Linked DNA regions of Homo sapiens: region 1 is linked to region 2. The links are chromatin loops, found by intact Hi-C in ENCODE. Cell type or tissue: IMR-90. All regions are shown on one strand. Each heading gives the region's core, and the rest is flanking DNA. Links, peaks and the distances in the headings are about the cores only. Region 1 has its middle 32 kb from the start of LINC02686. Region 2 has its middle 190 kb from the start of LINC02686.

Region 1 (5,396 bases), core at 103-5,102, 150 kb after region 2:
ACCCTGCACATTTTTGTTTTCCATTTGCGTAATAGATTTTACTCCACCCATTTACTTGGAGCTTGTTCATGTCATTCCATATGAGATGGGTCTCTTGAAGGTAACAGATGGTTTGGTCATGTCTTTTTATCTAGCCTGCCACTCTATGGCTTTTAAGTGGGGAATTTAGCCCATTTATTTTAAAAGTTATTGTTGATACGTGCAGTTTCATTCCACTCATCATGTTGTTAGCTGGTTGTTACATAGACATGATTGTGTAACTGCTTTATAGTGCCTGTGGGGTATGTGCTTAAGTGTGCCTTTGTGGTCACAGGTGTCATTCTTTCAAATCCACATTTAGCACTCCATTAAGGACCTCATGTAAGGCTGGTCTAGTTGAAATGTATTGCCTCAGCATTTCCTTGTCTGAGAAGGATTTTATTTCTCCTTCACTTATGAAGCTTAGTTTGGCAGGTTATAAAATTTTTGGTTGGAATTTCTTTTTTAAGAACACTAAAAATAGGCCCCAGATCACTTCTGCCTTGTAAGGTATCTGCTGGGAGGTCTTCTGCTAGCCTGATGGGGTTCTCTCTGTATGTGACCTGCCCCCTTCTCTCTAGCTGCCTTTAAGATTCTTTTTTTGCGTTGACTTTGATGGAACTGATGACTATGTGCCTTGGAGTCATTTTGTATAGCATTTGGCTGGGATTCTCTGTATTTCTTTAATTTGCATGTTTACCTCTCTAGCAAGATTGGGGTAATTTTCATGAACTATATTCTCAAGTATATTTTTCAAGTTGCTTATTCTTTTTTCATTACTGTCAGGAATGGTGATGAGTCATAAATTTGGTTTCTTTATGTAATCCCATATTTCTTGGAGGTTTTGCTAATGTTTCTTAATTCTTTTTTTTGTCTGACTATGTTGCATTGAAAAATTGGTCTTTGAGCTCTGCGATTCTTTTCTCAGCTTGTTCTATTCTGTTGTTAATATTTCTGATTGTATTATGAAATTTTTGTAGTGAATATTTTACCTCAAAAGTTCAATTTGAGTCTTTCTTAAAATGAGTGTTTTGTCTTTCAGCTTTCAATAACTGTACAGAATTGCTTGGCTTACTTAGATTGAGTTTCAACTTTCTCCTTCATCTCAATGGGCTTTTTGCCATCCAGATTCTGAATTACATGTCTGTCATTTTCAGACAATTCAGACTAGTTAAAAAAGCATTGTTTGGGGAGCTACTGAGCTCCGTCAGAGGTAAAGGGACGTTCTGGCTTTTTGAGTTGCCAGAGTTTTTGTGCTGATTCTTTCTTATCTGGGATGGCTTGTGTACCTTAGATTGTGGTATAAATTGAGTATAGTCAGTTGGCTTCATTTCTAGAAGTTTTCAGAGACCAAAGGCTCTGTTCAGAGTCTTTGTTGTTGAATTCTTGCTCCTGGTTTCTCAGAGGGGCAAATTAGCCCTGCTTTTTGTGTAATTTGGGCTACGATCCAGTGGATGGTGGTTGAGAGCAATGGGCTATAGCTAGACTGGTAGCCAAGAGGTTCTTTTGTTTATCTTCCTCTTTGCAGCTGTGTTCTGTGGTACAAAGGGGAGATAGGTGACCTGTTAAGTAGGTTTGTTCATGGACCTTGTGGAACCCACCTGAAATCACTGGCACTGTTCCCATGATTTATTGTCCTTGTTAGGTCTTTTGGGCCATGGGTCCCATGGGAAGAGGTCTGGTAGGGAGATAGGCCACAATCTTACTATACTAACCCCATGAAGGGAGGCATGCCAGGATCCCACACCAGCCTGTGAAGCTGTGCAATTCAGCCTTTTCAGTTTTCTGAGTGTGAGATCCTCATCCATTTCAGTGAGGAGCCAGATCCTAGCTCAGCACTCCTGAGCCACAGGCCACAGCCCTGGGGTTCCTCCTTCAGCTGCAAAGAGTTGGGTTCCCCGTGCAGTGGGAGATGCAAATGCATTGAGGTGTAGCAAAGCACCCAGGCTGGGAAGCAGAGGCTGTAGTGTGTAAATGCTCCTAAGGGGTGGATGTACTGTGTACATGCTCGTAAGGCAGGATCCCTAAGAGGGGCTGCAATGAGAGAGCCAATGATGTACTGTGTACATGCTCCTAAGGGGAGGCCAGGCAGGATCCCTAAGAGGGGCTGGTGGGCAGGCAGTCCTGCAGGACAGATGCCCAGTCCCATGGGGAAACAGGCTAGCTTTTTCCCTATGGTTAGCTGGGCCCAGAGACTCTCAGAATGAGAGGAGAAGTACTGGGGTGTGGACACTTACGGCTGTGTTTCACTAGAGCTGACCTGCACTCAAAGGTCCCTGGCTCTGTGCCTGCTGCAGCTCCACCTCTGTCTAATCTCTTGGGAATTCCCTCTGCCAGCTCATACATCCATGGGACTATGAGGCCCCCTGCAGCTAGGATCCCAGAGGCCCTACAGTGAGAGTGAGCAGTCCCCCAAACCCTTCACTCACCCCTTCTCCAAGTGCTTTCTGGAGCCAAGAACTGGCTGTAGGATTCAGGCACCGATTCTAAATTTTATATGTGCATACAGATTTTCCAGAAGACCTGAAACAGTGAAAAAGAGCAAAATTGAAGAACTGGCACCTGATTTCAAGATTTAATAAAAACATAAAAAAATCAAGGCTCTGTTAATGGTATAAAGATAGACCTATCAATCTATAGAGAAAAAAATAGACTCCAAACCTAGACTCACATATACATGGTCAAATAATTTCCAACAAAGGTACCTAGGTAACTTAATGGGAAACAGAACATCTTTTTCACAAATTATGTTGAAATAATAATCTTAATGGCAAAAATTAGAACTGTAAAATGTCTAGAGGAAAAAAATAGAAAATTTTTATGGCATTGGCGAAAGCAAAGACTTCTTAGATGGGGCCACTGACACAGAGATCATAAACTGAAAGCAAAAAAAATGCATAAATCCTGCCTTATTAAAATAAAAAACTCTTACAGAAACACTGTGAGGAAACAAAAATGACAATTCAGTTTAGAAGAAAATATTTACAAAATATATATCCGACATGGATTTTCTATACAGAATATCTGTATGTGTATATATATATATATACACACACACATATATATTAAACATATATACACACATATATATTAAACATATATGTGTATGTGTATGTATATATATATATATATGTTTTACCACTCAGTAAGGCATGCCAAACATATGAAAAACAAACATAGACAAACAACCAAATTAAAAATGTGCAAAATATGTGAACAGACCCTCTGCAAATTAGGATATATGAATGAACAGTTAGCATATAAGCACATATTCTAAATCAGTAGTTATCAGAAAAATGCAAATTCAAACTGACTGGAAATTTCTAGTGTTTATCAAAACTTGGAGCAACTGCAATTATCATACATCATTGGTGAGAATATAAGATAATATCATTAGCTTCTTAAAATTTTAAGATATATCTACACCACAATCTAGGCTTTCCAGCTATTCTTAGCTATTTACCAAGAGAAATGAGAACATATCTATCTATCTATATATCTATATAAATATATAAATAAAGACATGTATTAATGTTCTTTACAGTTTTATTTACAATAGCCCAAAGCTAGAAATTACTCAGATGTCCATCAAAAGGTGAATGGTAAATTCAACTTGGTTTGTTCATACAATTGTCTACTACTCAACAATAGAACGGAAAGACAATACTGATACAAAAACACAGATGAACCTCAAAATAATGATGCAATATGAAAGAAGTCACACCTAAAAGAATATATACTATATATTTTCACTTACATAAATTTTAAAAAATGAAAAATATTATAATTTATGGTGACAAAATGCAGATTAGTGGTTTCTTGAGGCTGTAATGGGGAAACAACTGGATTTCAAAGTGGAATGAGGAATCTTTTGTAGATGATGCAATTGTAGTGTATCTTGATTGTAGTGGTAGTTTCATGAGTATATACAAATGTCAAAATTCATCATGTCATGTACCTTAAGTGGATGTAATTCCTTATATGTAATTTTTATAAAAAAACTTGTTTAACTCTCAATGAAATTTTTTATTTTCAATTCAGCCAAATTATTTTTGTAATAACAAAGATATTTTGGAAGTGTCTACTTTGAAATGATAAGATATGTCATTACTTGGCATTATCAAGGTCTAATCTATTTAGAATTAAACTTCATGTTATTAGTAGAAAGACTAATACTCTGCTCAAATGGTTTACTGTATCACACATAAACACAAAACAAAAATCTCTCAAGCACCTTCCTAAATAATAGTCTAACAACAAAAAATTGTATTATATAAATATAGTGTGTTACACTGAAATAACACTATTAAATTTGCTGTACTCTTAATATCTATGCAATTATAATTATCATACTAGGGTTGCTAAAGTTAATAAATACTTGTTAACTGCTAAAGGCAATTTTTCAACATTCTGCCTGACAGTACCCTGTAGCTATGGCAGTACAGATTTTGCAGCATTAAAACCTCTGCTATAAAGAGCAGCTGAGCATGTCATTTCACTAATAATTAATTTTTTTCCTTCATTTTCAGAATCTTTTAGGTTGAAGAAACATTTGCTAATAAATTCATGACACCATAGGTAGAAATATTTTTGGATGTTTAGTTATCATACTGACATCCTTTTACACTTTATCTAAATAACTCCATGTATAATGTCTTATGTCTCTAGGAGATCTACGTTTTAAAAACATAATTTTTCTCAGAGTAAGAAAGTCAATTCTTGATTTTTATAATTTTTTTAAGTAGTACTGATTACCTTCTAAACTATTCACTACTTTTAAAGAAATAATTTCTGAATTTTCTCCTAACTTCTTCCAATAGTTTAAATGTGAGAACTGTCAATATTTAATTAATTCATTCACCTTATAACTTTTTCGTTTACTGTTCTCCTGTGTCATCTCACAATTTATAATGATAATAGAAATAATTACACACGTTACAATAATTACACATATTTTAACTTTATATCCATGTTTTTGTTTGAGTTAATTTATTAAATTTTGTACATAATATTCAGTTCAATTTAAAGAGATTTAAGACACAGTTTATGCTGCAAAGTATTCTGCTAAGGAGAAACCAAGACAAAATTATATATGCAAAAGATATATTGGGGGAAATATTTTTGAAGATAAGGGAGGAAAGCTCAAAAACACAAGAGGAGCCTTCAGACCATCGTATATATCTGACAATTTTGAAGAAGAAAGAAAAGGAAGAAAAACTGAATAGAAAGGATCACAGTCTGCTCCACAGTTCTAAGAAAGTTTGGCCAGGCAAATGGATAGTGCTTGAGTCAGAGTTACATGTCAAAAGTATCCTACATTTGCAGGAATGTCCAGAATTGGTATCGCTAATACGCTCAGTCCTTGAAGGATGATCCTG
Region 2 (5,396 bases), core at 280-5,279:
ACAACACACAGATCTGCACCTCCTTTTCACTACTAAATTTTTCCCACACATTTTTCTCATGGTTCCTTTGAGGCTTGATCCTGGCCATTCTCCCACCTGCAGGCATTTGACCAAAAAAAAGCTGCTTTCCTTTTACCACACCTCACTTTCCACGCTTTGACTTCTGAGCATCAAGCATCCTGACTTGAGCAGTTACAAAAGAGAACATACTCATGATTGAGGTATGAAAGGAAAAATCTTAGTTGAAGATGTATGACTGAGTATAAAATCTGAAAAGTAAGAAAAAAAAATGGGAAGAAAAGTTACAAGGTCAGTTGTCAGAAGGACCATGGATTGATGACAGAAGAGAAGACAAACTATGGCAAGAAGCTGAATGTCTTTTCTACACGATTTTGTGACAGAATGAGTCTACCTGTTTAAAGAGTTCATGAACCACCAGACAGTCACTTATAATCACCAAAGGGAGCTCAAAGATGCTTCCTCTTGACAAGCACCCGTGATCTCTGGGACAGCTCTGCTTAGTATCCTCCCAGCTAGCTGATGCTTTCCTCATACTTCATCCATTAGAAATTCCATCTGAATGCAATAATCTTTTGTCAGGGAAAAACATCTGTCTGTTTCTTTATAGAACCATCACCATCTTAATTTTAAAAAATCTTGAAACTTTAAAATCTCCCTGAAATCTAAAGAGAAAGGGCAGTATCTTCTGGGTTGTCTGCTTCACTTTTGCTGTCATTCACTAGATCTGTACCTCACCCTTATTCGGGTGATGCTTCTCCATCACTGCCCAGTGGTTAGACGTACTACTTAACCTCTGAGTCTGTTCATTAAAAAAATTCTATTATTGTGCAGTGGAATAATGTCTACTATACAGTAAGGTGTGGCATATAGCAGGTTCCTCAAAGTGATAAGTCTTTCTTCCCCTTTCCATATGGCACTTCATTTAAATGGAAAGTAAAATAGGGAGGAAATGGAAATAAATTAGAAAGTGGATATAGAGAAAGCAAGGTATACAGAAAACAGTATTATGGAAAATAAAGAAGAAATTTCAACAAAATATCAGCATAAAAGAGTATTATACTGTGACAAAGGGAGGATGAAAACTAAAGAAAAACTGATAAATAAGAAAATAAAAGTGGTATATTGTATCCTTTTCTGAAACTGACAAAGCAATTTATAAGATCTAAAACTTTTCTTGTATAGGGACTCCATGGAGAAGTGAATTAATTCATGATATATTTCATATGGAAAAATAAAGCCTCAACTTAAGATGTGTTATACCAAAACTTAGATATGCCTAAGAAAACTTCTGTGAATACACAAAACACAGAGGACAAACAGGGCTAAAGTTAAGACTATGAAAGTACTAAGAAACTAACTCCATGACAAAATCAAACTCTAATATTCACTATCTTGTGGTTGCCAGGAAGACCAGTGCACTATAGCTCCCAGGAGACATATAAAAGTATTTATAGAATTGGACAGAAATAGTATCTTTGTAGCAACCTCAGAGAGTCAAGGTAAAGATGACTTTCATAAGCATCCAGAGGAAACCTAAAACCTAGACTTTCCAGATTTCTGGGTCTGAGGTCCATCCCCTTTGACACCTGTTTCTTCTTACTTCACTCATAATCAGAAATCAATAATTCAAAACTGTTCTTGAAAATTCTTGCCAGAACTGCCTGTCCCCTCTTGCCTTTAGTAGTGCATAAATAACATATCAAATTCCCAAATCCTGTGTGCCTTACAACTGCTCAGAAGTATGCATAGTAGGGAGTCTCTTTAATTAAAGCCTCATTAATAAAACAGTGCCTTCCCTGGCAAGTGGCTTAGAAGAAGAAGTTGGTTAGTTTTCCCCAAACATAGGAGGCGTGACTATGGAGAACATTAAAATGCTAATGAGAACAAGATAGTGAATGTAATGGCAAGTGATTTATCCAGAATATACAATGAAGAATCACAGTGATCTTACTGAATACTTTTGATGTACCCAGTATTAGGAAAAGTCATCCTGCTTGTCTGCAGTTGAGACAGCATTTTAACCATTCTTATGATTGAAACATCTAATTTCTCAAATAATAAATGGAATATCCCACTACAAATACTTTTCTGAAAGTACCTGAAAAATATAGTTTTCAATATGCTGCAGATTAGGTTCATATCTGTTCCACATTTTCCTCATTTTTCTTGGATTAGCAGGATAACTGGGGAATTTTCTTAGTTTAGTGATAGCAGAAATACAAGAGTATCTGTAAACACCTCGCAACTCTTTAAAAGAAAACTAGAAATACAATCCAATCCTTTAAAAATTTTTTTGTTGTATATATTTAAGCTATCAAATATGTATGTTTCTGGACCTGTTTTAGGGCATTTTAGGTTAGAAATTGAAGTTCTTCAGTCTGCAATTATCTTTACAGTTATTCTACTAATGATTTCTGATTTTTGTTTTTTGTCCCCCTCCCTTGAACACCTATTATTTAGATACTAGCTCTCCCAAAATGGATTTCTAATTATCTTATCTTTTTTTTTCTATCATTTGTTATTACTTTGTACTCCAATATTTTGTTTCTGTTGTCATTTTTTTTATCCTTTCTTTCTTGGTGGATTTGTCTCTAAAAAATTTTCCTTTACTATAATTTTAGTGAGATTTAGAATCAGAAGCATATACAGAGTTTTAGGACACTACATTTACCTAGAACTTGCCAATTAAAATTTCAAAAGTCTTATTGTAGCTTGAATCTTAGATTTAAAAGAGCCCTTACATACCAAAAATTTAAGTTGTATTTTGACTATTCCAGGTCTGTTTCTCTCTAATAGTACTCAATGAGCTAGTTCTTAACCACTTTTCAAAAGCAACTCTTTATCTACCATTTATACATGATTTTAGTGTTTATAATGAAATCTAACTCCTTGGCAACACTGCCAACTGATTCACTTTTGTTTATTGCATGTAAAAATATTTTAAGTGTTTAAAAACAGCTAAGATATCCATTCAAAATTATACACGCTGGATGATCTCATCTTAACATTATTTCTTTTGACTGTTTCTCACACTTCATGGCTTCCAGGGCCTTCATCTGCCCTAGACATGTCCTTGACTGGGCACATTCTATATATGGTTTGCTGGCAAGTAAGAAAATCAATAATCTATATGTGAACTGACATGAAAAACACATCAAAATGTGGAACTATTTTTGTAGCATATTATGCTATCTTATAGCTTTCTATTATCCAAAAGTGTAGCCACTTGGATCCTGAGTTTTATGGAATATTATTTTTGTAGTTTTGTCATATTTAACCATTCTTTTATTTAGTCTTTAATCACATTATTTTTAGAGTCTGATAATATCAGATGGATACTGCAATCTGAACATTTGATAAGTATGCTTTCAAAGTCTGACATAAAAATGGGTAAAGCAGAGAACCAATAATAGATTTAACTTTCAAAATGGGTCTATAATTACATGCTTTGAAAAAAACTGCCTGTTGAGGCCTCCTTTCCTTCACTTAGCTGAAACAACTGTAATGACAGCCTCGCCTGGAGCAATGCAGTCTAAGAGGCAGGAGAGCCCTAACCTGGGACAGACAAGCCTGAAGTGCAGCTGCATGAAACAGAACCACTCTCAGGAGGCTCAAGGCTCCATTTGAGTCAAGGCTGCAGGCTGATCTTTAGTCTGAAATGCAATGTGACAAGTAGTGACAGGTACTTTAGATCAAGAAATGTTACTGAGCAATAAACTCCTCATGTACCTATGTGAGTGGAATGGGCATTAGCCCTACAGAAGCCTGAAGAGCTCACAAGTGTCCTGTCATAATTTATCAGAATTGTGTGGTGGTAGGGAATTCTTTTAACATAGAACTAGAAGATTAGAACTAAAATCAGGGATAAAAATGCCATTCACAATGCTAGGAAGGCATATACCAGCATTGGGTTCAAGCTACCAGAGAGGATTTGTACATATGATAATTTTTCATTAAAGATTAGGATTATACTATGAAAAATGTAAAATATGAGGAGGTAAGAGTGACTAGGTTGTTCTACATGGTATGAAGGCAAAAAGGAAAACACAGGTAGATGTCACAGACGATAAAGGACTGGAATAGTTCAAGGCATTTATTTCTTAGAAACAGCCCTCTGTACCCTGACACTATTTTAGGATGTCCCTGCTTCATTCTCATAGAGTCAACACAGTGTCTTTGTAACATGCTGCTTTGAGATTCCAGTACTTACCACTAACAATTGTGGAATCATAACAATCATAAGAAATACATAACCTCAGTGTTAAGAAATCATATAATCCTACTGTTAATAAACCTTCTGTATTTAATTGACAAAAGCAATAGCATCTAAAGCAGTGACGTTTAAAACAAAGTTCTGAAAATAATAAATTCCAAATGTTTATAATACCATGTTGCATGTTTTCATTAGTTAACAAATTAACAAATTTTTTGAATTGTCAAGATATGTTAAAAATATTATTGGTTTTGATAACCTAAGAAGATTTTCTAACAAGAGGACCCATTTATTTATAAAATAAGAAAGCCAAGGTTTTAATTTTGTTTTTTAGTGTTTTTGTTTCTGTTTTGTCTAAAAATTGAGTATAGTCAACACAGAGTCCTACAATACTATAAACTTAAAAGCATTACCTGAAAGTGAGAACGTAGGATGAGATATAAGAAAATCCATATTACATGACGCATGGATTGCCTATTATTACCGAAAGACTATCCTATTGTGAAAGGATGGTTTCTAACTTACTCAAACAGATTTCCTTAATACATATTATCAGAAAGTAGCCACAACAAATCATAACCAATTCAAATTAGCCTACAAATTGCTGAATTACATTGCCATTAAAGTCTGTTAAAATAGAATGAGGAATATTTTATTAATAAGAGCATACTAAATATACTACTGATCAAATTCATTGATTTGTGGCCTCTACTTAAAGGTCTCTAAGATAGATGAAATCGTGTGGACTGTAGGTCTGAATATGAAAAATAAAACAATAAAGTATTTGCATAAAAATTTGCCCACAGAAACAATAAAGGTAAAGGAGATTATGATTTTGAGTAGGCAAATGTTTCCTAAGCACAAGATAAAGTACAATAACTGGATGTAAAAGAATTGACAAGATGCACTAAATTAAAATTGAGAACTGCTATTCACTAAAAGGCATTTTTAAGAGAGTGAAAAGGCAAGCTACATATTGGTAGAAGATTTTTCGCAACACAATTAAATGACAAAGGACTTGTATTCAGAATATATCAATAACACTTACAAAACAGTGAAAAGGGATAGTGAATACAATTAGAAAAATAGTCAAGAGATATGAAAAGGCCATTACAAAACAGATTATTTAAAAGGCCAAAGAGAATATGATCAACCACAGAGA

Evidence for each region. Peaks named below come from ENCODE experiments on the same cell type or tissue, not always from the same donor. Only the 100,000 strongest peaks of a DNase experiment are listed, where the experiment ranks them.
Region 1: a loop joins it to region 2, with 2.1 times the contacts of the local background. A loop is called at or near these places in 1 of 110 quality-filtered maps.

Annotation. Positions count from the first base shown.
Region 1 is chr11:24,232,965-24,238,360 of GRCh38, forward strand. No RefSeq gene overlaps it. Among named protein-coding and RNA genes, the nearest start is that of LINC02686, 32 kb to the right of the region's middle. In IMR-90, for the core only: a CTCF peak has its summit at 2,392; a DNase peak (open chromatin) is centred at 2,327.
Region 2 is chr11:24,079,436-24,084,831 of GRCh38, forward strand. No RefSeq gene overlaps it. Among named protein-coding and RNA genes, the nearest start is that of LINC02686, 190 kb to the right of the region's middle. In IMR-90, for the core only: no CTCF peak of the experiment used is centred there; a DNase peak (open chromatin) is centred at 2,966; H3K27ac peaks cover 1,588 bases.